Regions from separate parts of the Mus musculus genome. Here all the other regions are linked to region 2. Evidence: chromatin loops called from intact Hi-C (ENCODE). Cell type or tissue: left cerebral cortex. All regions are shown on one strand.

Region 1 (8,000 bases), 260 kb after region 2:
GTCCCCAGCAGGCACACTTTTTTGGGGGGGTGGGGGTGGGGTGGGACCTGATCTCCCCGGTGTCCCCTACTTCCAGTCAGGTCCAAAAGGCAGAGGCCAGGATCAAGCTTCAGGACCTGCCTGGCCAACCCAGGCCTCACAAGGATGGAGTAGCCACCCAGTTCAATTATTCAGACCTCCTGTGGGGTGTGGGGCCAGACTCAAGTTACCTGAACGGGATGGAAGCCTACTTTCCCTTCCTTCTCCTTTGTTGAAGGGCAGGTGGGGCTGGAATATCCTACCAGGCTCAGCCCATGGCACTGGGCCCGCAGTAGGGCCAACACTTACTTGTGCACGGACACATACATTCACTCTACTCTTCAGGTCTGCACTTTGAAGGGGCCCCAGAAACATAGGGGAGAGGCCTCAAAACCAGCACAAGCCCAGGCCCAACAGCGCTGCGCTAGCAGGTTCTGAGGGGAGAGAAGCTGGGAGGTTCCCAAGCTCGACCTTCACCAACACCGAGATGTGGTCACTCCGATCCCAGAGCGCCACCAGGCCACGGGCTTGGGCAGGATGCAGGGTGCAGAATGCTGGTAGCCAATATCCACTGCCATCCCTGTGGCTCCTCAAACTCGCGATGGCTGATAGACAGGGACTCGAAAGTCCCACCCTTCGGAAAAAGAGACCTGTGGACAACCTTGCCTGGCTTCCCAAGAACACTAACTGCTACCCTGGCCCCAGCTTCTCCATCACAAACCCCATTCTCACAGCTCACCGTATCCACTGCGAGCACCTACACCCCGTTTGCTATTAACTCAACTGTTCACCCCTCTACAGCTTACTTACTCTCCCCTCCTTATGGAATACAAAGTTTTAATTAGTGCGATTCAACTCACTTTCAGTCAAGCCCCTGTCCAAACAAACCCCTCATCCACAGACTATCAACAACATATCCCATAAGCCTGCTGGCCTTAATGGGGGGAGAGGCCATCCCAGTGAACAAATGGGGGCTCAGTGCAAGAGCTTGTGCTTAGCCCTGGGTTCAGTCCCCAGCATCAAAAGGACGGAGGAATGGACAGGTGGAGGGAGGGAGGGAGGGGAAAAAGCAAGCAGAGGTCTTCCTGCTCTCCGGGGCTAACTCAGCCTGGACATGACTGCATCTGTCTGACAGCCTACACTTGTACCCCAACCAACAGTCCAGGTCGGGTGAACTCAACCTCACCTAGCTACCTCTCCAGGACAGGTCACCTGAATGTGACCTGAATGCAGATGAGTGGCCAAGGCAGAAAATGCACCAAGTGTCTCCAATCAGCAAACGGGGGCTTCCTGGCCACCGCAGTTTCTGACTTACCACCCAAGTACATACACTCCCTGAGTGAGGCCGAGAGTCCACCTTTAAACACATCCATTTAGGAGACTGATGCTCAGGGACTAGGAGAACCAGGGAGCAAGAGGCTGGCAACAACCATCCCTACCAACCCTCCTCCCACTGCACTAAGAACCAACACTATGTTGCAGGGTCCGTGAAACCCTAGCAACCCCGATTTAACACACAGAGCTGGATGCCTGCGCCTGAGCCTCAGGTCCTTGAATATCATAGGACAAGACTGAAGGCTCGTTTTCCACACATCGACTCTTAAGGACTACTGTTTGATTTTCCTAACCCACCTAACTCTAGCAGGACAACTCAACAGAACACATGGCTCATCTTCCCAAGCCCAAGACAACTTCAAGTTCAAGGTAAGGGAAAAGTGAAGGCAGGAGGCCCAGACACTGGCAGAGGAGCCTCCCTCAGGGGAGAGGCTGGTCTCTGCCGAGTTAAGTAGCTTTCTGAAATATCCAGGATAGTGGCCGACTGCAGAGACAGTCCTGTGTCTGCCTAGCAGAGGGAGACCACAGCCCTTAGGCCAGAGACACTGGGCAGTCTGCCAGCCTAGGCTGCAAGGCTGTGTTCTTGACCTTGAACCAAACTCAACCTGACCCTAACAGGGGCAGAAGCTGGAAGCACACACTTCCCAGGTGTAACAGCGAGAAAGTTAAGTCCCCAGAGGCCCCTGGGTTCACTTATCCAACCACCCCCTAACTGACCACTGAGGGGTCGGTTCTACAGTGATAGTCCCCCTAGCTTTAAGGGGATGGACACAAAGCCCTTTTTAAGCTCCGGTTCTACACAGATATGGGAAGTTAGCTGTACACACAGAACAAGCACAAACTACAGGGGACTGCCTCCTCTCAGACATGGCATCTCCTCATAGCACACAAGGTGCCAATTCTGATACAAGACCCTTGGAGATAGAGGCCTCTGAGCCCCTCCTCCACTCCACTCACGTGCATCCCTGAGAGGGTTAACAGCCTGCAGACCCTGGAACTCACCAGGCCCTGGCAGAAGTCTCAAAACCAGGACAAAGAGCGGAGGGGACTATTTAACATATCAAAGCAGAACTGGTAACTAGGATCTCCCGGCATCCCTCACAGTACCTGTTACCGGACACTCCAGGCAGATATACCCCCGCCCCTTACCCTAAACTTAATCCAGCCCACAGGCTAAGCTACCCTCTCCCCCTACCTACTCTTCTCTATATAACCCGACCATTTTGGTCCCCTCTTTTACTCGGGCGGCTCCTGCACCTGGTTCCTATCCTCACTCCCCCCAAGGGTCAGACTTCTCTGATGTCCCTGCCTGTGTCTCTGTTTAATCCACAATAAATGCCTTCCCTCTGCCACCCCTACGAGCAGTCATTGTCTTACTGATTTTTTTTTTCCTACTCACAAAATAATCCAACTCCACATGGCTTTCCTAAACTTCAGGACAACCCGATGCAGCAGAGAAAAGACCCTATCATGCCCAACTTCTTAGCCTTGTCCAAACCCACTAGGCAATAAATAGAGCAGCTTGTGAGTTACCCTTCCAATACTCTGGCTAAGACCGGTCTACCTGGCGAGCCTACCTCATGCAGGGCCCCTCTGCATGCCTAGCGGGAACCTTTCTTCTACTGCAAGATGGTTAGGACTCTTCTACCCCTCTTAGTGTGCCCTTGCCACCTTTTGCAGAACACCCTTGGGAACATGGGCAACACTCTCCCGAGGGTCAAGCTCCATCTCTTTCTTAGAGTTAACAGAGAACGTGATCTCCGGGACACAGAGGCGGAGGGGGTAGAGGGGTGTATCACCGAAAACTTGCTTTTACAAAGTTCTGGCGGAGACTCAAGCGGACCCTGGGCCCGGCTCTGCGGGGCTTCCTCTCCACCACCACCCCCGCCCCCGCGAAAGCTCAAGTTCCACGGCCCAGACCGGAGCCTCAGGGGAGCACCGACCCCACTGGCCCCCACGCCGCGAGGACCCGAGGCAGACAAAGCCCAGCGCCGCTCCGCGGGGGGTCGCGGGTGGGAGGGGAGCCCCGGGGTGGGGAGGGCCTCCGAGGAGCATGCGCGCTCACGGCCGCGCCGCGCGGGCCCCCACCATGCCCCGCGCGCACCGGCCGGGCCGACCGCGCCGGGCTAACACGGAGCATGCGCGCCGCGCGCCAGGCCCCGCCCCCCCGGGGCGCCCGAGCCGCAGCGGCGGGAACCTCAAAGCCCCGGCGCGAGCCGGCTGCTCCCCGCGGACTGCCCTCCCCCCTCGGGGGGAGGAAGAGACGCGGGGGTGGGGGGGAGGAGGGGGGTGGACGCACGGGGGGGAAGGAGGGACTGACAGCCCCCGCGTGGCCGCGCACACCCGGTCCCCCCCCTCCCCCGGCCCGGGACTGGCTCCCCGGAGTTCCCCCGCGCGGCGTGGGGGAGGGGCGGGGCGTGACCCCACGGCGCCCCTCCCCCCCAAAACCGCCAACCGCCCCCGCCCCACTCACGACGCGCTCCTTCGTGTGCTCGGGCTCCGTGATGATCGCGGCCGCGCCGGCCGCCTTGCCCGCCGTCGCCGGCCTGGCTGTGCGCTTGCCGCCGCCGGGGGCCCCGTCCAGCTCCGGGCCGTCCTCGTCGCCGCTGCTGCCGCCGCCGCTGCTGCTGCTGCAGCGCTCGGGCCGCTCGCGCTTCCTGCCCGCGGGGCCGCCGCGTCGCCGGGGCCCCGCGCGCGCCGTGCCGTTGCCCGAACTCGGCTCCTCCCAGGCCGCCCCCTTCTTCCTGGGCATGGTCGCCGGGCTGCGGGAGACACACGGGGCGCACAATGCACACGGGGCGGGCTGCGGGGCGGGGGAGGGGACGCGCGGCGCGGCGTGGGCCGCCCCACCTGCTGCTCCCTCGCCCCTCCCCACGCCGCGCGCCACGCGGGGACCCCCCCCTGTACCCCGGCCGGGCCCCAAGCACCTGCGAGCACGCGCGAAAAGAGGAACTTTCGTGGGGCCCCAGCCCGGCCCCCGCGGCCCGGCGCTCGCCCCGTCTGCTTTTTTTTTTTTTTTTTTTTTTTATTGATTTTGAACAATGGGATCTCTGTCTGTCTCCGATTAAACCACGTGGATCCGCCTTCCTTCCCCTTCTTATTCATTCCGTCCCCCAACCCCCCCTTCCCCAGCGTCTTTTTTTTTTTTTTTAACCTTTCTCGGGGGGGAAGGGGGAGGGAGAGGAGAAAAAAAAAGAGGAAAAAAAAAAAACTTTCCCAGACCCTGCAAACTGGTCCCAGACGGTTTCCAGCCCCTACCTGGTTGGAGTGATGAGAAACGAGGAGGGAAGCGACTGAAAGACGGGGTCGAAGGCTTCTTCTCTCCCCGGCCGGGACGAGGGCTCCAGCCCACTCACCAGATACACTTAAAATGTAAATACGAGCTTCCAGAACAAATGCTACAACACAAAACAGAAACACATGTGCGGCCGGGCGGCAAGCGAGCGCGCGCGCGGCGGGCGGCGAGGGGCCCCGGGTGCGCGCGCCCCCTACCGGCCGGAGGACCCCACCGCCCAGCCGGGCCGCCCACCCGAGCCTGCGTCCCGGACGCCCGGCGCCACGCCGCAGGCCCCGCTGGGCCCCGCCGCTTGCGCGCTCCGCACGCCCTTGCACGCAGCGCGGCCTGCGCGTCACAAGGCGTCTTCGGGGCTCGGGAGAGTGTCAGATTCTCTTGTTTTTTCCCCCTGAGCGTCTAGACAGGTCACCTGAGGACACTCGCTGGAAAATAGTTGCTTTGCTCACGCAGCAGCCAGCGAGGGACGTGCCCTAATTGAGTGATGGGAATGAAAAATGAACACAATTTGAGTAACTTTCTCCTGTGCAGACTCAGGGTAGATTTGATACGTCGTGGATGCGTCCAGAGTGTGCAGCCGGGTGCTGTTAGAATGATCAAGTTACATAAAGGTTTGGTGTAGTATGAAATTAGTAATTAGCTGGGGGACGTACTATGAAATTAGTAATTAGCATAGGTGGACTTGAAAGTACTTGTGATGGGAATTTTCTTCATTTTAAAAACGTATTTACCGCGCCTCAGTACAAGCAAGACTAGATGCAAAGGTGCTAGAAGCTTAGAATACAGACCTGGAGAACAAGATCTCTGCCCAGTTGGAAGGCGAAGTAAGAGGAAAGATTAAGAAATTACTGAAAGCATGGTACTTACCGGGTTCCAGGATCAAGGAAGGCGTTCCCTGGGAGAGCTGAGTTTTAAAATTGTAAAGAATCTGACCTGGCAGAAGTGGGAGAGGAAACCTTTCCCCTACCCCGTGGGACAGTGCAGGGTCTAGGAATCCGGGAAGAGAAGTGGCCAGAGGTGCTGGGGTCAAGGCTGAGGAGTCGACAGGGCCCCCCTCACAGGACCCGACAAGCCACGTGCACGATCGGCTTGGTTGGAACTAGGGGAAGGTTTGCATCTCAGTGTCACTTTCTCTTCTGACAAATGTTTTTCTTTGGGGTTTTGTTTCCGTCTCATGTAGCCCAGGCTGGCCTGAAACTGACCGTGTAGCCCAGGCTGACATTGAACCTGATCCTCCTACTTCTCTCTCTCTCTCTCGAGCGCCCGAGTTAACACTGAAAGTTTCTTTTTTGGCAACTTCCTTGGTTGACTAGAGAGAGTTTCTAGGGTCTTTGCAGTTCGTTCTTAATTACATCAAGAAGCGGGATGGGGGCGGGGGGAGGGTGCACAGGACCAAACGTTTGAAGGCAGGCGGAGAATCCTGGAGAACCAAATCTAAGTTATTTGATCAAAGTCACCAGCCTGGGTGGAAGCACTTATGTAAAACAACTCAGAAAATGAGCACCAACTGGTGCGTTTCAGGGATATTAGAAGCACCGTCTGAAAGCCTCTTAATAGACCTGGCATTCGAAAAGATTGAAGAGATTAAGCCGTGATGCTTTGATATAAAACATTAGAACCAACTAGAAAAGAATTCTGCCTAAGTGTGCCGTCAGGTCCGGGTTTCAGGAAATGGCACGCCGGAGCTTGTCCGGGGGTGGTGGCTGGTTGGGCGGTTATCCTCCCGACAACACCCTGTGTGGCCAATTAGAAACGCTGAGGGTGCCTTTAAAAGGTTTTTAGGCAGCGAGTCTCTCTCTCTTTCTCCTGCCCCATTATACGGCTTTCTGCCGGCGTAAAAGGCACATGCGTCAGAACCGCTGATGCAACCCGACGCTAATATCACGTTGCATCATCTGACCCAAGGTGTGGTGCTTCCAAAACTGGTTTTTCCTGAGGCTGTGCTAAGGAAGAAGAGCACTCAGAGGATAACACCCACTAACCAGCCCTCCTCGTCGGATGGGAAAAGTGTTCTCTGCCACTCCATGCCTCACTATTTCAGACCCAGGGAAAGCCCGAGTGATGCCCCTGGTTGAGATGGGGGTGCGGGCGCACACACGAAAAGGCGAACATGTAGGCTGCTGTTCACCTTATGTAACCAATGTGACAGAGTGAGGTGCACCTACGGGCCATGCAGGGAGTGCTCCCTCCAACATACACTTGTGCTTGGGCTTTTTACTTCATTTTAATTGAGCGTCTGCTCGGGACAGAAGAAAGAAGAGAAGAGAGAGCAAATTCTATCTGAGCACAAATGCCCGGCTTCCGTTTGTACATGGAAATATGGGCCATCTTACTGTTAGTCTCCTCTGCTGCTCCTTAATAAAAGTTAAACTCGGCGGCAACCAGGGTCCTTCCCAGAGCTGTGGTCCATCCAGCTGGACCACAGAAAGTTCCACTTGTAGTCCAAGGAGTCTCTGGTCTCATATAATATACCTTGAGTTTTTTGATTCACCAGCCTGACCTCTGGAATTCGGAGATTGCAAACATGTACCACCGTATATAAGATGCTGGGAGTCAAAGCTGGGGTTTCTTACATGCTAGGCAAGCACTCTATCCACCACAGATGCACACTCTCAGCTCCAGAGATGAATTCTGATGGTCTGGGTAACTGGACCATGACAGGAGGATTCACAAACTATCTACGCTGTGAACCAGGAACCTGGGAAGCCACTGAGCCCTTGAATACAGCTGATCCGTGCCGCAATTACGTTGTAGCACAAACACACACTGGAATTGTTGGTTTTGGTTTGGTTTTGGTTTGGTGGTTGTTGCTGCTGCTGTTTTACCATGTTCGTGAAGCAAGGTTTCCCTGTGTAGCCCAGCCTGGCCTTGAACTGGTGGTTTCACTGCGTCATCTCCTGAGCCCTGGCATCCTGGGTCTGTACCACTATTACACCCAGCCCACCCTAGACTTGAGGACTTAGAGCAAAAAGGACAAACAAACAAACAAAAAAAGCCACAACAACAGATCTCATGACTAATTTTATTATATTAATGTGGACACGAAACCAGGCAGGGGTGGTGCAAGCCTTTAATCCCAGCACTTGGGAGGCAGAGGCAGGCAGATCCTGGTCTACAGAGTGAGTTCCAGGACAGCCAGAGCTACACAGAGAAACCCCGTCTCAAAAAACAAAACAAAACAAACAAAATGTGGACACAGTGGTATATAGCTCTCTAGTCCCAGTTACTTGGAGAATCGTAAGTTTGAACCTAACTTGGACAGCATAGAAGAAGCAAATAGAGGTGGGGATACTCGTGAGAAAAACACTTGGCTTGGCTTGTGAGAGGCTCTGGGTTCACCCCAACGTAAAGGATA
Region 2 (8,000 bases):
AATACACTGTAGCTGTCTTCAGACACACCAGAAGAGGGCGTCAGATCTCATGGGTGTGAGCCACCATGTAGTTGCTGGGATTTGAACTCAGGAGCTTTGGAAGAGCAGTCAGTGCTCTTAACCACTGAGCCATCTCTCCTGCACCGGTAGTGGGATTTTTATCTTGCTGTTTTACTGTAGTGCTAGAACTAAGAGCCAAGGGCTCATGTGTACTAAGCAAGCCTCATCCCAGCACCCACTCTCTTTCTCTTTCTTTTCTTCCTTCTTTCCTTCCTTTCTTTTAAGACAAGGTCTGATGACAGCTTGGGCTGGCTTTGACTTGCTATTACACAGGCTGCTGGCTTCCTAAATCCTACAGCAGAAGTCACCCCTGCTGTGCTGTGTATCCTCATTTCTGGCCTTTTCTGTTAACTTTATTATGTTTTCTTTGGATTTGCTTTGCTATTCTTCTATTCTTTTCCTCTTTGTTTTTTGTTTTTGGTTTTTTCTCCCCTTTAAATACTGGGGCTTGAACCCAGGGCCTTACACAAGGCTGGCCAACTGGTACTACTGTACTATTGAGCTGTGTCTTAAGCCTCGTTGACTTCATTTAAACAAGGCCTCGTGCTCTGCTAGGCTGGCCTCACACCTGCCGGCTCTACCTTGGACTCAGCAGCTGGGATGCCGGGCGCACGCAGCTGTGCCTGGCTCTGACTTCATTCTGTTTCTGTGGCGCTGGGGCCTCCTGTAGGCTAAGCCCCACTCAGACTGAGCTGTATCTCCAACCTCCTTCCCACCTCCTTAAGGTAAAGTCTTAGATGACTGGTTTTAAGCCGTTTCTTCTTCTTTTTTTGTTTTTTTTTTTTTGTTTTTTTGTTTTTTTTTTTTTTGAGACAGGGTTTCTCTGTGTAGCCCTGGCTGTCCTGGAACTCACTTTGTAGACCAGGCTGGCCTTGAACTCAGAAATCCGCCTGCCCCTGCCTCCCGAGTGCTGGGATTAAAGGCGTGTGCCACCACCGCCAGGTTTAGGCCGTTTCTTCTTGTGTTCCAGGGTAATCTAAAACTGGAGTGTGTCCTGACTCAGGCTGGAGAGATGGCTCAGGCCCCATGCTCGTCATGTGCTCTGCTTCCCAGAGTTTCAATCTTTCTGCTGCTATGAGGTTAGGGCCTGACCTCACGGAGAACCATGCAGCCCGCTCGCCGAGTCCCTGTTCTCAAGGCCAGGCTCTCTCCAGTGCCAACAGTCATCCCACACTCCCTGGGGTCACACTGAGGAAAGCCATCTCTATCATTACCAAGAGGGAACAGGAAGGCCTCAGGAAGGCAAGATGTTTATCTACACTGCATAAAGTTTACCCTTGTGCTATTCAAATGCTGAGTTCTCGGCCCTCATATCTGGATCAATCCTCACATGGGGGGTAGGGAAGGAGGAGGAAGGGAGGGAGGGAGAGGGAGTAAGAGGGGGGGGAGGTGGGGGGGATTCGGATCTTCAAGGAGAATGGAGGATTTGAGCCATAAGGAAGGGGTTTAGAGAGGCCCTGAAAACACTCCTGGAGCCCGAAGAGCCAGGTCAGTAATACTATGCAGGTGTCACAGGGCGGGGCTGGGAGGGAGCCGGATTAGCATAGGAGGCCAAGGTAGATCAGTTAACTGCTCAGCTATTGAGGTGTAGCTTGAATTACACTGGTTTCTCTGTGTGGCTAATGGGGAAGAGCATAAAGTAAAGAAATACAGCTGTCAGATTAATTCACTGCTTACATTTATATTAAAGCTAATTCTTTAACGGCTTTATATATTTTTTAAATTTTATAACTTTAGCCACATATTGCCAAGGTGGGCTTCTGCTGTTTTGTTTGCTTGTTTTTTGAGACAGTTTTGCCGCGCAGCCCTGGCTGTTCTGGAGCTCACAAAGACCAGGCTGGCCTCAAGCTCACAGAAGTCTGCCCACCTCTGTCTCCCAAGCATTGCGTTTAAAACTGTACGCCACCACTGCCCATCTTACTGAGTTTGAGTTGCAAAATTTTTGTCATCTAATTATCTGGCAATATTTTTAATTTTTTCCTTAATAAAACAGCTAGCTAGTACTCATACAAGGTGCACGAAGCTACAGGCTCAACCTCAGCACCTCATACACCAGGTATGGCAGCTCACACGAGCCATGCCAGTAACCCCAGAATTGGGGAGGCATAGAGAGGAAGATTAGAAATGCAAGGTCTTCCTCAGCTACATAGTGAGTTCAAGATAAGCCTGGACTACAAAAGACTGGAGAGAGAGAGAGAGAGAGAGAGAGAGAGAGAGAGAGCGAGAGCGCGAGCGCACGTGCGAGCGCGCTCACGCAAGCTAGTTATTGAGAGACATCTAACTGACTCTAAAGACAGAAAACATGTGATTATCTCAATCATTAAGGGAATCGGATTTTACATCTCTCAAGACCTGAAAGGCATGACCCCACAGGCACCACAATCCCTAGCACCGCAAATAATGGCAGAAACCAGACCTAACTGAGAGCCCAGCAAACCCTCCCAAGCTCTCCTTCGCCAGCGCCTGGCTGGCCCAGACACTTACTTATTCAGATCCACCTCGTACGTCTGCATTCGAGGTTTATCTCCAGTCTTGTCTGGGTCCCATCGGTAAATGGCAAATTTTTTGATTCTGGGAGCTGCAGCAGCAGCTGTCTGTGCCCCTCGACAGGCCTGAAACTTGAAAAAGCCACAAAAAGGGAGGGAGGGAGAGAGAGATTGATTGATTAAAAACTGCAAGGCACTCCCCCACTTATCAAGCATGATGATGGCACTTCTGGGCACAAACACGCTGGTATCCAGCTTCCTTGGAAGGCACGGTCATCAACACCCAACAGATGTTAATCCCCCATGATATGGCAGCTATGGGTCCAGGGGCAGTGACACTGCACTGTAGTGACACCACACCGAGCTTCATTTCTGACACAGACAGAACCTTCGCTCCACAGAACTTATCTGTGGTGACCTACAGTGAGGTGGGACCTGCGTGACAAAGTGCATGGAGGGATCCTGAGGAGGTGAGCTGGGGTCATGGCTGCCCTGCCTAGGGTTTAACTGGAGCCCGATGAGCAGAGTGTTAGTAGGCAGGAGGAAAGGCAGGAGTGAGGCTGCTAGGATGGGGAGGCTGACGTGAGGGCGAGAGCACTGCGGTGGGTTCCTTTTGTCCTGAGAGTCATGGAGCACAATGAAACATCAGTTGATACAGGGTCTCACATGCAGTCCAGGCTGGACGCAAACTTTTCAATCTTTCTCCCTCAGCCTTTTAAATGCTGAGATTACAGGTGTGTGCCACACGACTGGCCTATACGACTTTAAACCAAGGTGGTGACAACATTGTATTATGTATGTACGTGAAATAATGACACTTAAAAGGGAGACTTATTACATGAGATCTGAAGAAACCAGTCAGAAAGCTACTTGGGCTTTTAAAACAGGATGCTATGGCCAGTGAGATGGCTCAGAGGGTCAAGTGATTGCTATGGTGGCCTAAAAACTCGAGTTCCATCCCCAGAAGCCAGGTAAGATGGACAGACAGACAGGACTGACTATCCACACAGTGGCATGGGCTACTTCCCTCATCATACAAACAGAATAAAGTTTTTTGTTTTTTTTGTTTTTTTTTTGGTTTTTCGAGACAGGGTTTCTCTGTATAGCCCTGGCTGTCCTGGAATTCACTCTGTAGACCAGGCTGGCCTCGAACTCAGAAATCCACCTGCTTCTGCCTCCCAAGTGCTGGGATTAAAAGTATGTACCACCACTGCCCAGCATTAAGTATTTGTAAAGAATCCCAACATGACAGCTAGGGTGGTGGTGCATCCTTTTAATCCCAGCACTTGGGAGACAGAGGCAAGTGGATCTCTTGAGTTTGAGGCCAGCTTGATCTACAGAGCAAGTTCCAGGACAGCCAGGGCTACACAGAGAAACCTTGTCTAAAAACCAAAACCAAAACCAAAACCAAACCAAACCAAACCAAAAACCCAACATGGTAACATTTTCAAACTGGCACAGGACTCTCGAAAAACACTTGGGAGGTGAAGGCAGGATCATGCAGTTGAGGCCAGAGGAGGCTAAGACCATGCATTTCAAAAGAAAGCACTCCTCCCAAACCCAGTGAAAGCTCACACTGAGGAAACCTGGTGAAGAAAACAAGATGAAGAATGTCTGAACACAAATCAAATTAGGGAACAAACAAGTTCTGCTGTGTTCCACTGCATCTCAGCAAAACCAAGTCTCTGCCATGTGAGTCAGACAGCCGGGGACAATGACCCTGAGCCGATGGCCATGAAGCCCCATCCTCCTGCCTCTGCACCCCCATGCTGGGTCAGCAGGGATGGCCTACAATGCCTGGTTTATGCAGGTGCTGGGGATAATACAGACACATCCTGCGCCCTCTTCTGGACTCTCCAGGTAATTACGACCACATGCATCCGTATTGCGATTCTTCCCTAATGGATGCTGTGTAGCATCGTGCACACTGACATTAGATGCAGAACAGCAGCTCACAGGAACCTCAGTGCTGCCCAGTATTAGGAAGGGGAATATGAGTAACCCCATGAGAAGCCTGTGTCCCCTCGCAGTTTTTGTCCTCTCCCCTAATGTGTGTGCCTAAATCTATATTAAAACTTTTGTTTGAAACAAAACCATATTTATTCCGATTGTGTGCATGATGTCAGAGGTGAGGATGCGCTCGTGTGGAGGGCAGAAGAACACTTTGCAGTAGGGTCCCTCCTTCTGCCTTCATGTGGGCTCTGGGGGCGGGGCTCTGGTCATCAGGCCTGACCAACATGCACAGAGTCATCTCCTTGGCTCTCGGAGTTTTTCCTAATAAACTTTTGCTTTAAAAAAAAAAAAAGACTGTGCAGACAGGGAGATGGGCCAAAGTGTGAGACTTCCTTCTTTCCCTCCCTCCTTGTCCAGCAACTTATGTGCCAAGTTCCCCATGGGAGTGGAGACTGAACACATCTGCAGCTCAATCTATGACTCTAGTGAGCGTGCTATGTGGGAAGAACATCTCTAGACAATCTGCGAGGAGACGAACTTCCTCTAGCTTCTTCAGGGGTGGGCCTGAAGCTAGACAGATGACACAGCCACCAAGAGGGAAGGTGGGCGAAGGCAGGAAGGCAAAGGCAGCATGAAGCCAAACCCACACAGACTCAAGGGGCAAGCTTGTATCTGAAGTGTGTTAGTGTGTTTGCTTCCAATCCAGCCCTGTTACCTTTGAGCTGTGTTTTCTTTAGAGAATCGCTTAGCCAGTCTGGTCCCACTTTCCCCTTTGCAAAGGGGAGGGTGGAGCCGATACCTACTTCACAAGGAGCAAGCCAAACTGCTGGCACAGCTCAGGAAATGATCTGTGCTTTTCTTTCTTTTTTTTTTTTTTAAAGATTTACTTATTATTATATCTAAGTACACTGTAGCTGTCTTCAGACACACCAGAAGAGGGCATCCGATCTCTTTAAAGATGGTTGTGAGCCACCATGTGGTTGTTGGGATTTGAACTTAGGACCTTCGGAAAAGCAGTCAGTGCTCTTAACCTCTGAGCCATCTCTCCAGCCCCGATCTGTGCTTTTCAACACTGGCTTATATATGTATTTGTATTGTTCTGACTGCAGGCGGGCATTCCAGGCGTCTGCCCTCCTGGAGTTCATAGTCCAGACGGAGAAATAAGGATGCTACTGGTAGTTAACCGAGTGCAGCTAAACTCCCACAGGCAGGACTGCAGTCCAGAGGTGCACATCACAGGACTGAGAACCAGAACTGAGGATGGCGCTGTTTGAGCACAAATATGCATTCCCACAGACAGGAGGCCTCTGGAAAGTAGGCAAAGGCCTCTCCTGAAATCCTACCAGAGTCCGACCTTTGAAGCCAGCCTCTTCTACACTCAGAAAGCCCAGCCTGAGCCTGAGAAGTCACCCCTTACAGCAGGGCTCTTACAACTCAACTGCTGCCTCAGCAACGAGGAAAGAGGCTGAAGAACAAGGTCACCAAGAACCATTAACTGGACAACCTATCATGTGGCTCCTCCCCCAAACCGACACACCCCCTTTGTTAGCCACTGATTGCTGCAGCTCTTCAACTAGGGGTGGGGCCTTGTGAAATTTCTCCCATTCCCCTTGGCACGGACTGGTGTTGTGATTATTCATCCCATGTTCTCAGCCCTAAACTCGTCATGCATAAGGAACACTAAATGCACTTAAGAGATTGTGTATGTATATATTTAGCAATGATAATTAAAGAAGTCATGAGTGTGAAAGGGAGGGGAGGCATGGGAGGAGAGAGGGGGTGGAAATTATTTAAATACAGTACTCATGCATAACATTCTCAACAACAAAAACAGAATCATTAACTGAATATCTGGGACACCAGCCTGAGGCTCTGGTAAGGCACTGTCTGTTTTTGTTGAGACAGGGTCCCAAGTAGCCCAGGTTGGCCTTGGATTCCGTGTGGGGCTGAGGATGTCCTTAAACTCCTGATCTTGCTGCATCAGCCTTTGGAGTGCTGGTGTGATAGGTGTGCATGCAAAGGGATGCACAAGTCGGGTGGTGGTGGTGGCTCACACCTTTAATCCCAGCACCCAGAAGGCTGAAGCCGGAGAATCTCTGAGTTCCAGGCCAGCCAGGGTTGCATAAAGACACTGTCCGAAAAGTCAAAACCTAACCAAAACAACACTAAAATTATCACAGGGTGGAGATTCATCTTAGCACTTTGGAAGGAGCAGAGTTCAGTTCCCTGCACGCATATGGCGGCTGATAACCACCTGTGACTCCAGTTCAGGAAATACAGCTCTCTTTTCTCCACGGGCACATGGTGCATATACATGAAAGCACACACTCATACACACACACACAAATCTAAAAAAAAAAAAAAAAAAAACCAACAAAACCCCCCAAAACAAAATGGGAGTTCCTGTTGTCCGCCTGTGAAGGACTATCCAGAAGCCCAGAGGAGGACTGAATGGTATCTGTAAAGTAAGGAGAGGCAGTTTTTCTCGCCTTTCTAAATGCTTCTACTGTGCAGCTCCCGAGGATACAGGGCGTGTGGGGAGACCTATGACAGAGCTACTACAGAATTATTAACAAAAGCAGCTCCAGGCTCTGCCTGTCATCCCATGCCAGCGGTATGAGATCAGTGCCGCTACACACCCCTGAATAAGCACGCTTCAGGGAACCGGGTCTTGCCTGCAGACTTCCACAGTACGGATCTTTCAAGGGGTCGGGGTCGCTTTCTTTCATGTCTCCCTTCCTCTGCGGGTCAAGTGCATTGCCTTGCAGAGTCCACCGCCCTCCGACCTGACCGATCCAGACCAGCCTAACCTGGAGGTGCGACCTGGCCTCCCGGGTCCCACCCCAGACACCCCGCAGGCCTCCCTTTCACACAAGCCTGGCGGAGTACAACTAGCAGGATTTGATTCTGGGTCCCGACCACAGGTCGCTCATCCTATGACCTTGACCTCTCCCTGTCCTCCTCCCAGACCTCTGTCTTTCTGTTCTCTCTTCCAACCTCCTCCCGGCCGCGCCTCTCTCTCCGGTGATGGAGAAGCGCGGAATGGCTGTCTGAAAGGATGCTCAAGAGCAGGATGCCGGGTTAAGTCCTCCCCCGAGGCCTGGACCCGGGCTCCTTCCGCCTCTCCGCGGCCTCTCTACCCAGGCAGCCTCGGTGACGGGCACGGCTCCCCACTGAACCACGGCTCCCGGGCTCACCTGCAGGCCGACTCTGCCGAGAACGGCAGCCGGGAAGCCGCGCTTCAAGGAGACCCCGACCGTCGCCGCCATTTTGGCTCCTGACGTCAGCCCCACCCCTTCCCCTCCGGCATCCCGTCGAACACCGCGGTGGGAAGCCGGCCTCTCACCCTGAGGACCGCTAGCCGCCTAAGCGCCAACGAGTGGAAGGCCGCTTCCGGTTTCTCCGAGCCAATGTACAGGAAGTGCGTGTGTGCAGCAGCGGCCCGTAGGGCGCATGCCCACTGGGCTTCCTATGTTCCTAAGGTGACCTCTGGAGTCTGAG
Region 3 (8,000 bases), 65 kb before region 2:
GCTGCTGCTGCTTCGTCATCAGGGAGGCTGGAGGGTTCTGAGGTCCTTAGAGAACTCTGGGCTCCATCAGCTGCTGTCGTGAATCTCAGTCCCATGGTCCCAGCCCAGGGTTCCCGCACGCGCCCCACACTCTGTACTCGGTCCTTCCAGCTCAGCACAGTAGCTCAGCAGCTGTGGGGGTCATGGAAAGCAACTTTCCAGAGTCACACAGACCCAGGGAGGGCAATGCTGTTGGGCTCACACCTGGGCGACATACACAGGTCCAGGTGGGACATGCCTCCTGCTTTGTCCCTCAGTGAGGGGCACTGTCCCTAGTGGAGACACTCCATAAAGCTTGAGTGGTTGCTGGTCTTGGAGCATCGTCTTTGACGAGGATGAGGTTAAACTAACCAGGCGCATCATCCAAGCCAAGTACTGTGATGTGCTAGGGCATATGGATTGCATTGACCCAGCAAGCGTGTCAGTGACAGAGACACTGTGTCTTTGATATCCTTCTTCTCTGTGGTGCCCTTTTCACCAGCCATTCTGTCCCCTGTCCATGAGGAGAGCAGAGCCAGTGAGCCCGTGAGGCAGGTGGGGAACTGGTACCCAGAGGGGTGAGCCACTCCCTCAAGGAAGTCAGCATTGGTGCCACGAAAGTGTTCTCACCTGATTTTGCCCGTGTGGCTCATACAGCCCAAGTCTGCCGGTCCAGAGGGACATGTGACTCAGCCCTGCCTTCCTGCCATCCGTCCCTCTTGTGCAGGGGAGCTGGCAGGCCTACGGCAGCAGGTAACATCCACAGAAGAGAAGGCAGCCTTGGACAAGGAGCTGATGACCCAGAAGCTAGTGCAAGCCGAGCGGGAGGCACAGGCCTCTCTGCGGGAGCAGCGGGCAGCCCATGAGGAGGATCTCCAGAGACTGCAGCATGAGAAGGTTTGGTCCTGGGGAGGAGTGGGCAGGGCTCTGAGTCTCCCTGTCTCTGTGCTCTCCTCTGTCTTGCCCTGCCTCAGTTTCCATATCTGTGAAACAGATGCCTGCCATAGAAGATATGAGGATATATAGCTGGGGGTAGCTGAGAAGATAAGGGGTGAGGGTGGTTGTCCTTATCAGATACATAGAGCTCCAGGCCCCAAACCAGGTCTAAACCTGATGGAGACCCACAGTCATTGGAGCAAGGCCGGTGTAGCATACAGCAGAAAGCAGGGTGTGGTGGCGTACACCTTTAATCCTAGCACCCAGAAAGCAGAGGCAGGCAGATCTTAGAGTTCGAGACCAGTCTGGTCTACATAGTTCCAGAATAGCCAGGGCTACATGACGAGAGGCCTTGTTTCAAAACAAACAAGTGTCCAGTAGAAAGCTTCTACTTCATCAATAAGGTTCAGGACTGACAGGGCAGGGCGTGCCAGGGAAGTCACTTGCACACTTGAGTCAGCTTGTATTTCCTGAGTTTGAGTCTGACCTTGGTCTCACTCCACTGATGCCATATAAGGTTTTTGTGCCTTCATTTTTCCTTCCATAGAAACGGATAGATTGCTATGGGGTCCTGTGAAGGGGTTAGCGCAGCCACCAAGTGCTTAGTAAATTTCCTGGCAGTTCCTGTTACTTGAGAATCCCCAGCACGGAGTGTTTCCCAGGACAGGGCTTCAAAAACAGCCTGGGCAGGGCGGCCTCCAACAGCTATGGTCCCCGTGCAGGACTCATAGAGTGGTGAAAAAGATGCCTCCCTTGTCCCCCACCTCCACGGATTTGGGTGGAAATTACCACATATGGCCAGTAGGTGGCAGGGCAGCGCCTGAAGAAGGGCCTCACCCACCACCAGAGACAGGCAGTGCCCTCACCCTGAGAAAGCTGTCCTTGCCATGGCTGTATCATGTTCCCAGTGAGCCATGCGCTGTGGCCCCTGGCACCACCTTTCCTGGCCTTGTCAGTGCCCACAAGCCTGTATTCTCTTCAGCTTCTCTGACAGTCTGAGTCCCAGAGGTTTTTTGCATCCAGCCTTATTTCCTCTACACAACCCTCTAGCTGTCTGAACAGAGTTGGAGAGATGGCCCAGCAGCTAAGAGCACTTGCTGCTCTTCTAGAGGACCTGGTTTTGGTTTCCAGCATCCACACGATGGCTCACAACCATCTGTAACTTTAGTTCCAGGGAATCCAATGCCATCTTCTAACCGCCAGAAGCATCAGGCGTGCACATGGTGCATAGACATACTTGCAGACAAATATTCACACACATGAATAAACCTAAAAGTTTAAAAAATAACATTCGGGTTGTCTATCACCTGGGCTTGGGGGTCCCCATTGTCCCCTTAGCCCTCAGTGCCACAGCTCACCTGGTCAGACCAGTGCCTGTGCCTGTGGCTTTGGCCCACTGTCACCGTGTCCCAGCCTCCAGGCTACACTGCTGGCCTAGTTCTCCCCCTCCCTGGATGGCTGCTGACCATCCTCCCCAGGGGCATTCCTGTTCTCATCCCAGGCCACTGGGGTTCCCTGTTGTCTTCACAGACCTGAGGTGACCTCAGCACAGCTTCCAGTGCCCTGCCCTGCAGTGACCTGGTGGCACGGCTCTTAGCTCTGGGGTGTTTGTGCCTTCTTCTGACCCGACGTCTGCAAGGAACCTTGTGGGCCCCTCCTAGTGTGTCACATAGCCCTGCTCTGGCCCTCAGGAGGCTGCATGGCGGGAGCTTCAGGCAGAGCGGGCCCAGCTGCAGGGCCAGCTGCAGCAGGAGCGAGAGGAGCTGCTGGCACGGATGGAGGCCGAGAAGGAGGAGCTGAGCAAGGAGATTGCCGCGCTGCAGCAGGAGCGGGACGAGGGCCTGCTGCTGGCAGAGAGCGAAAAGCAGCAGGTCTGTGAGCTGGGGAGGGGGGTGGGGAGTAGTGGGACAGCTCTGGGGCTCTCCCCCTCTGCCCAGCGCACCCCCACCCAGCAGCTAGGAGTGCAGGAAGCAGCCAGGTTCTTCCGGGGTCTCAGCTCTCACTGCAGGGCAGGAGAGTTGGAGGCCTAGCACAGTGACAGTGACAGGTGGCACAGGGCATGCTGTCTTCCGGTCTCCTGCCTCCGCTTGCCTCAGGCTGGATGCCTCTGACTGGGCTGTGCCCATAGGCACTTGCTGATCCTTCCAAATTGTTAATTCTTGGTTTTCTGTAAGGTAATGGAGCAGGTCAGACTTGATTATCTCCTGCTTTGTCGCCCTGGGCAAATCACATTCCCCCTGAGCTACAGCTTTCTCATCTGTAACTGAGACTCAAGGAAGTCTTCACCTCCAGGGGGGAAGTTGAAGCATCAGTTAGATCTGTAGATCATGTCCACACCCGGGTTCTGCTGCTGTTCCTTAGCAGGCGCCTCTGCCCTTCGTCCTCCAGTGGTGGGCCATTGTTGCGAGCCAGCACCAGCGGAAGGCTAGGAGAAAGGCCCAGCCACACCCTAAGGCCTGTCATCCTTGCCTCTGCCTAGGCCTTGTCCCTGAAGGAGTCCGAGAAGACGGCGCTGTCGGAGAAGTTGATGGGAACTCGGCACAGTCTGGCTGCCATCTCTCTGGAGATGGAACGGCAGAAGCGAGATGCCCAGAGCCGGCAGGAACAGGACCGGGTAGGTAGGCAGCCCAGCTGGGCCTGTGACCAAGGGGAAACCAGCATGGCTTGAAGGGGCTTGTTAGAGTGGAGGGCCTGGAGATGCTGCCAGGTTGTGTGGAAGGTCCAGCCCTTCCTTCAGGACCCCCAACTGAAGGAGGTGGCCACCAGCTCCACCTTGGTGAGACTACTAGTATAGAGAGGTGAGCTTCAAGGAAGGCACCGAGGTTTGGTAGGCCCCTGGGAGGGCTAGTCCTGGGGTTGAGCAGTGCAGCGGGGTGGGTGTTGGGGGCCACGTCAGGAATAAGCGTGAGGATCTTGGTCACTTCAGAACACACTGAACGCCCTGACATCTGAACTTCGAGACCTCCGGGCCCAGCTGGAGGAAGCCACTGCCGCCCATGCCCAGACGGTGAAAGAGCTGGAGGAACGGACGGGGAACCTGGGCCGGCAGCGGGAGGCCTGCATGCGGGAGGTGAACTGACGCTACTGTCCTGGCATCACTGAGGGCTGCTGCGTGTATGCTGGGGCTGGTTCTGGGAGTCCTCCTGCCTGCGTGAGGACAGACAGTGGTTACCTCAGAGAGGGGGCTGTAAACAGTCATTAGGCACCTGATGTTTGCATTGGGGGACTCATGTCAAGTTCAGGCACTGCTGAGCCCAGCATACCTTGTCCCGTACCTACCGTAACTTAGGTCAGCCACTCACCATAGATCAATGGGGCAGTGTTGGGACCACGATATCCTCTAGCCAGGGAGGGAGGTGGCCTACTGGCCCCTCTCTGCCATGGTCCTAGCCTGAGAGGCCCTGACCCCATTTTCTGGACGCACAGGCAGAAGAGCTGAGGACTCAGCTGCGTGTGTTGGAGGACACCCGCGATGGGCTGCGGCGGGAGCTGCTGGAGGCTCAGCGTAAGGGTCGGGACAGTCAGGACAGCTCCGAAGCCCATCGCCAAGAGGCTAGTGAGCTGCGGCGCAGCCTGAGTGAGGGCGCCAAGGAGCGGGAGGCCCTGCGGCGGTCCAACGAGGAGCTGAGGTCTGCAGTGAAGAAGGCGGAGAGTGAGCGCATCAGGTGAGAGCGGCAAGGGACTGCCTGCTTCCCGTGCCCCATTCTCTAACTCAGTGGCCCTCAGCCTTCCTAAGGCTGTGACCTTTAATACACTCTTCATGGTGTGGTGACCCCAACCATAAAGTCATTTACACTGCTACCTTATAACTGTAGTTTTGCTACTGCTATGAATTGTAATGTAGATATCTGATAGGCAGATTGTATCTGATATATGACTTCTCCTTCATCCCGCAAAGGGTTTGTGACCCACAGGTAGAGAGAGAACCACTGCTCTAACTGAACCTTGGCCCGGACCTCACTTCACCCCATGGTTAGGGAATCATGTAGATGGTGCCGCCTACCACAGAGAGTGGACAGGTGGCAGCAGAGAGATTGGGTCACACTCAGGCCTCCCCTGTGTCGGTCACCCTGGAAACTGAACCCCCACCAGAGACACTGGTGTGCCTCTCTTCCTCCCAAGGTTGTTCCCGAGCCGCACTATGTCAGTGCAAGGATTGTCATATGGGCAGGTGCTTAGGCTATCTCGGGGCCAGACCAACTCAGACCCAGGGCAAGCCTTGGGCACAGAACTACTGTCCCAGAACAGCCTCTGCCTTGCAGCCTGAAGCTTGCCAATGAGGACAAGGAGCAGAAGTTGGCCCTCCTGGAAGAGGCTCGAGTGTCTGTAGCCAAGGAGGCTGGAGAGCTGCGGGCCTCGCTGCAGGAGGTGGAGCGATCCCGGCTGGAGGCTCGACGTGAGCTGCAGGAGCTTAGGCGACAGGTACATCCCTGGCTTCTGCCCTTCCACAGGCTCTGGCCAGCAGCACCCATTTCAGGAGACCAGTTCTACTGTGTGTAAAAGCAAAATCTTTTACCTGCCCTTGGCCTTCATGAATATGTGATTGACTTTTTCTGGGGAGACGCAATACCCTGGCCCCACATACACCAGCAGACCAAAGTAGTGGTTGCACCAAATGTCTAACCTGATGAACCAGTGGGTTTTGACCGGGGTTACTGCAGGCTTTGAGGGATCCTCTACCTGTGAACCTCTGTGCCCTGGCTCATATTCAGACTTAAGTGTCCCTAGAGGGAGCCCTAGCATCTTGTCCAGTTTTAAAGAAGCCTGACCAGTAAAAGACCAGCTCCCAGGAGCTGGGCCAAGCAAGCAAGCTGACCTAGAGCTCAGTACTTACTTTTACAGGCCGTGTGCTGTCTCCATCTCTACCTACCTTAGTGTTGTAAGATTACCCGCACATGGTGGGGCATGTAATCCCAGCTACTATGGACACTGAGACCGGAGGGTCGTAGGTTCAAGGCCTGCCTGGGTCTTAAGACTGGTCCAAGAGCAGTGTCAACTTACTGAGACTCTGTTCAAAATACAAAGTAAAATCTCACCAGCTCAGTAAGAACACTTGCCGAAAGCATGCAGCCCTGCCTTTGCAACATAGAACTGCCAAGACATGAAAGTCGGGGCTGAAGAAATGGCTCAGTAGTTAAGAGAGCTTGCTGTTCCTAACCTGGGTTTGGTTCCCAGCATCTACATGGCAGTTATGTGTCTGTAACTGCAGTCCCAGGGCATCCAGTACTCTCTTCTGACCTCCACAGGCACATATGGTACACAAATGGACATGCAGGCAAAACACTCATACATGTAAAAATAACATCGTAAAATTTTTAAAAAGGAAAATATCCATAAGAGGCTGGGGGTTCAGCTCTGTAGCAGGGTGTTGCTCAGCATGTGCAAACTTTGTGTTTGATTCCCAGCACAAGATGGGAGACACACACACACACACACACACACACACGCACGGAACATGAACGTGTGCAGTGTGCTCCAGCCAGACTGTGAACTTCATGGGATTATCATGTGTCAGGAAATACTGTTTCCTCTCTGGTTCTGTTTCATTTTGTTTTGTCCCAGCCATTTTGTACCATTTGAAAAGGATCTGGAGAGCCATCCTTGCCTTAGCAGAGACAGGAGATAGCTCAACTTGTCTGCGTGCTGTGCCGAGCTCACCTCTGACTTGATCTCCCCCTGTCACCAGCAAGGCTCAGTCAACACTGGAAAGTTCAGGCTTCCCCATTCTAGAAGGCCTAAGGAAAGGACCCAGTCTCCCTGGCCTCAGTGGAGGCAGCATGTGATAGCCAGAGACTGACACTCAGAGAACCCAGTCTCCCTGGCCTCTGGAGGCAGTGTGTGGTAGCCAGAGACTGATGCTCTGAGGTAGATGGTCCTCCTGGAAATGACACCTTCCCACCTAGGCCGCTCGCCCAGGGCCCTCAGGAGGACTGCCTGTGTTAGGCTCTGGCTGGGGCGGTGTGAAGGCTCCCTGGTTGGTCCCGCCCTGCTATAGTTCTGTGGGTGAGTGGACCCTGCCCCATCTGCTCCTAGGAGGAAACAGACTTAGAATAGACCCTCATGTTCCCCGTCTGCTGCTTGTGGGCTGTGTAGTAGGCAAGTCATTCCAACACCCTGGCCTCGTCTCTTCCATTCTATCAGGTTAAGCTCACAGGGACAAATGAAGGTCGGCTCGGTTGGTGTAGGTGTGTGGACCAGCTAGGCACACGAGCACTCTGTGGCTGCCTCTGTAGCAGGGAACAGAGATTCTGGGAGCTATAGTTCCCGGCTGTAGTCACTCAAGCAGTTGGATGTCAACTCAACCTCTTGGAGCTGTTGCCCCTCCCCAACCCACCCAATGAGTGACCTGAGCTCTGCGAGTTCACCAGGGCAGGCTCCCGTGGGCATGGGCGGGGAGTTAAGGTGACGCCTGTGTCCTAGGTCAGTCTGTCCTGGAGCCTGCTGGCCAGGACTGGGCAGACCTGCAGGGCCTCCCTGCCTGTTCTGGTTCACAGATGAAGACACTGGACAGTGACAATGGCAGGCTGGGCCGGGAGCTGGCAGACCTGCAGGGCCGCTTGGCCCTGGGTGAGCGGACGGAGAAGGAGAGCAGGCGAGAGGCCCTGGGCCTACGGCAGAGGTTGCTGAAAGGCGAGAGCAGCCTGGAAGCCCTGAAACAGGAGGTAACTGGGCAGGAGGGTGGGCTGGCCAGAGGAGGGTGGGTCACTGCAGGCCTGACTTCCCTCCAGAGTGAGACCCTCTCAGTTGTATTAGTACTAACAACTGAAAGAACTGTAGACCCAATGTGTGCAGATCGCCAAAAGGTGGTGGGGAGGCTCTGAAGACAGCCTTGCTTGATTCTCCCACAGCCTGCGCACGAGGTAGGTAATGTGAGCCCCATTTTACCAGGATAACCAGACAGGCTCAGAAAGGTCAAGGCATCTGCCCAATGTCACACAGCCACCAGGTCTCCTGGTGGTCGGTCACTCGCTCTCTGTGCTTCTGCATACTTCTCTGTCAGTCGCGAGATTTGGTGAGAGGAAGGTGCTGTGCTCACTAGAGGGGCT

The links. A loop is a pair of places that touch in the nucleus more often than their neighbours do. Peaks named below come from ENCODE experiments on the same cell type or tissue, not always from the same donor. Only the 100,000 strongest peaks of a DNase experiment are listed, where the experiment ranks them.
Region 1: a loop joins it to region 2, with 4 times the contacts of the local background. A loop is called at or near these places in 5 of 42 quality-filtered maps.
Region 3: a loop joins it to region 2, with 5 times the contacts of the local background. A loop is called at or near these places in 21 of 42 quality-filtered maps.

What each region holds. Positions count from the first base shown.
Region 1 is chr4:140,698,262-140,706,261 of GRCm38, reverse strand. Rcc2 (regulator of chromosome condensation 2) reads right to left here and starts at 4,789. Exons shown (of 13, transcript NM_173867.5): 1 at 4,612-4,789; 2 at 3,827-4,115. The coding sequence starts at 4,105. In left cerebral cortex, a CTCF peak has its summit at 4,830 (motif pointing left); DNase peaks (open chromatin) are centred at 4,046, 4,888, 5,400, 6,499 and 1 more place; H3K4me3 peaks cover 4,076 bases; H3K27ac peaks cover 3,425 bases.
Region 2 is chr4:140,961,173-140,969,172 of GRCm38, reverse strand. It overlaps Sdhb (succinate dehydrogenase complex, subunit B, iron sulfur (Ip)), which reads right to left and starts at 7,902. Exons shown (of 8, transcript NM_023374.4): 1 at 7,697-7,902; 2 at 2,545-2,678. The coding sequence starts at 7,768. In left cerebral cortex, CTCF peaks have their summits at 4,395 (motif pointing left) and 5,552; DNase peaks (open chromatin) are centred at 5,056, 6,112, 7,097, 7,888 and 1 more place; H3K4me3 peaks cover 2,569 bases; H3K27ac peaks cover 2,605 bases.
Region 3 is chr4:141,025,717-141,033,716 of GRCm38, reverse strand. It overlaps Crocc (ciliary rootlet coiled-coil, rootletin), which reads left to right. Exons shown (of 37, transcript NM_172122.2): 20 at 746-915; 21 at 2,646-2,825; 22 at 3,434-3,568; 23 at 3,881-4,024; 24 at 4,381-4,619; 25 at 5,217-5,376; 26 at 7,449-7,616. Among named protein-coding and RNA genes, the nearest start is that of Mfap2, 19 kb to the right of the region's middle. In left cerebral cortex, a CTCF peak has its summit at 1,754 (motif pointing right); DNase peaks (open chromatin) are centred at 1,772 and 2,641.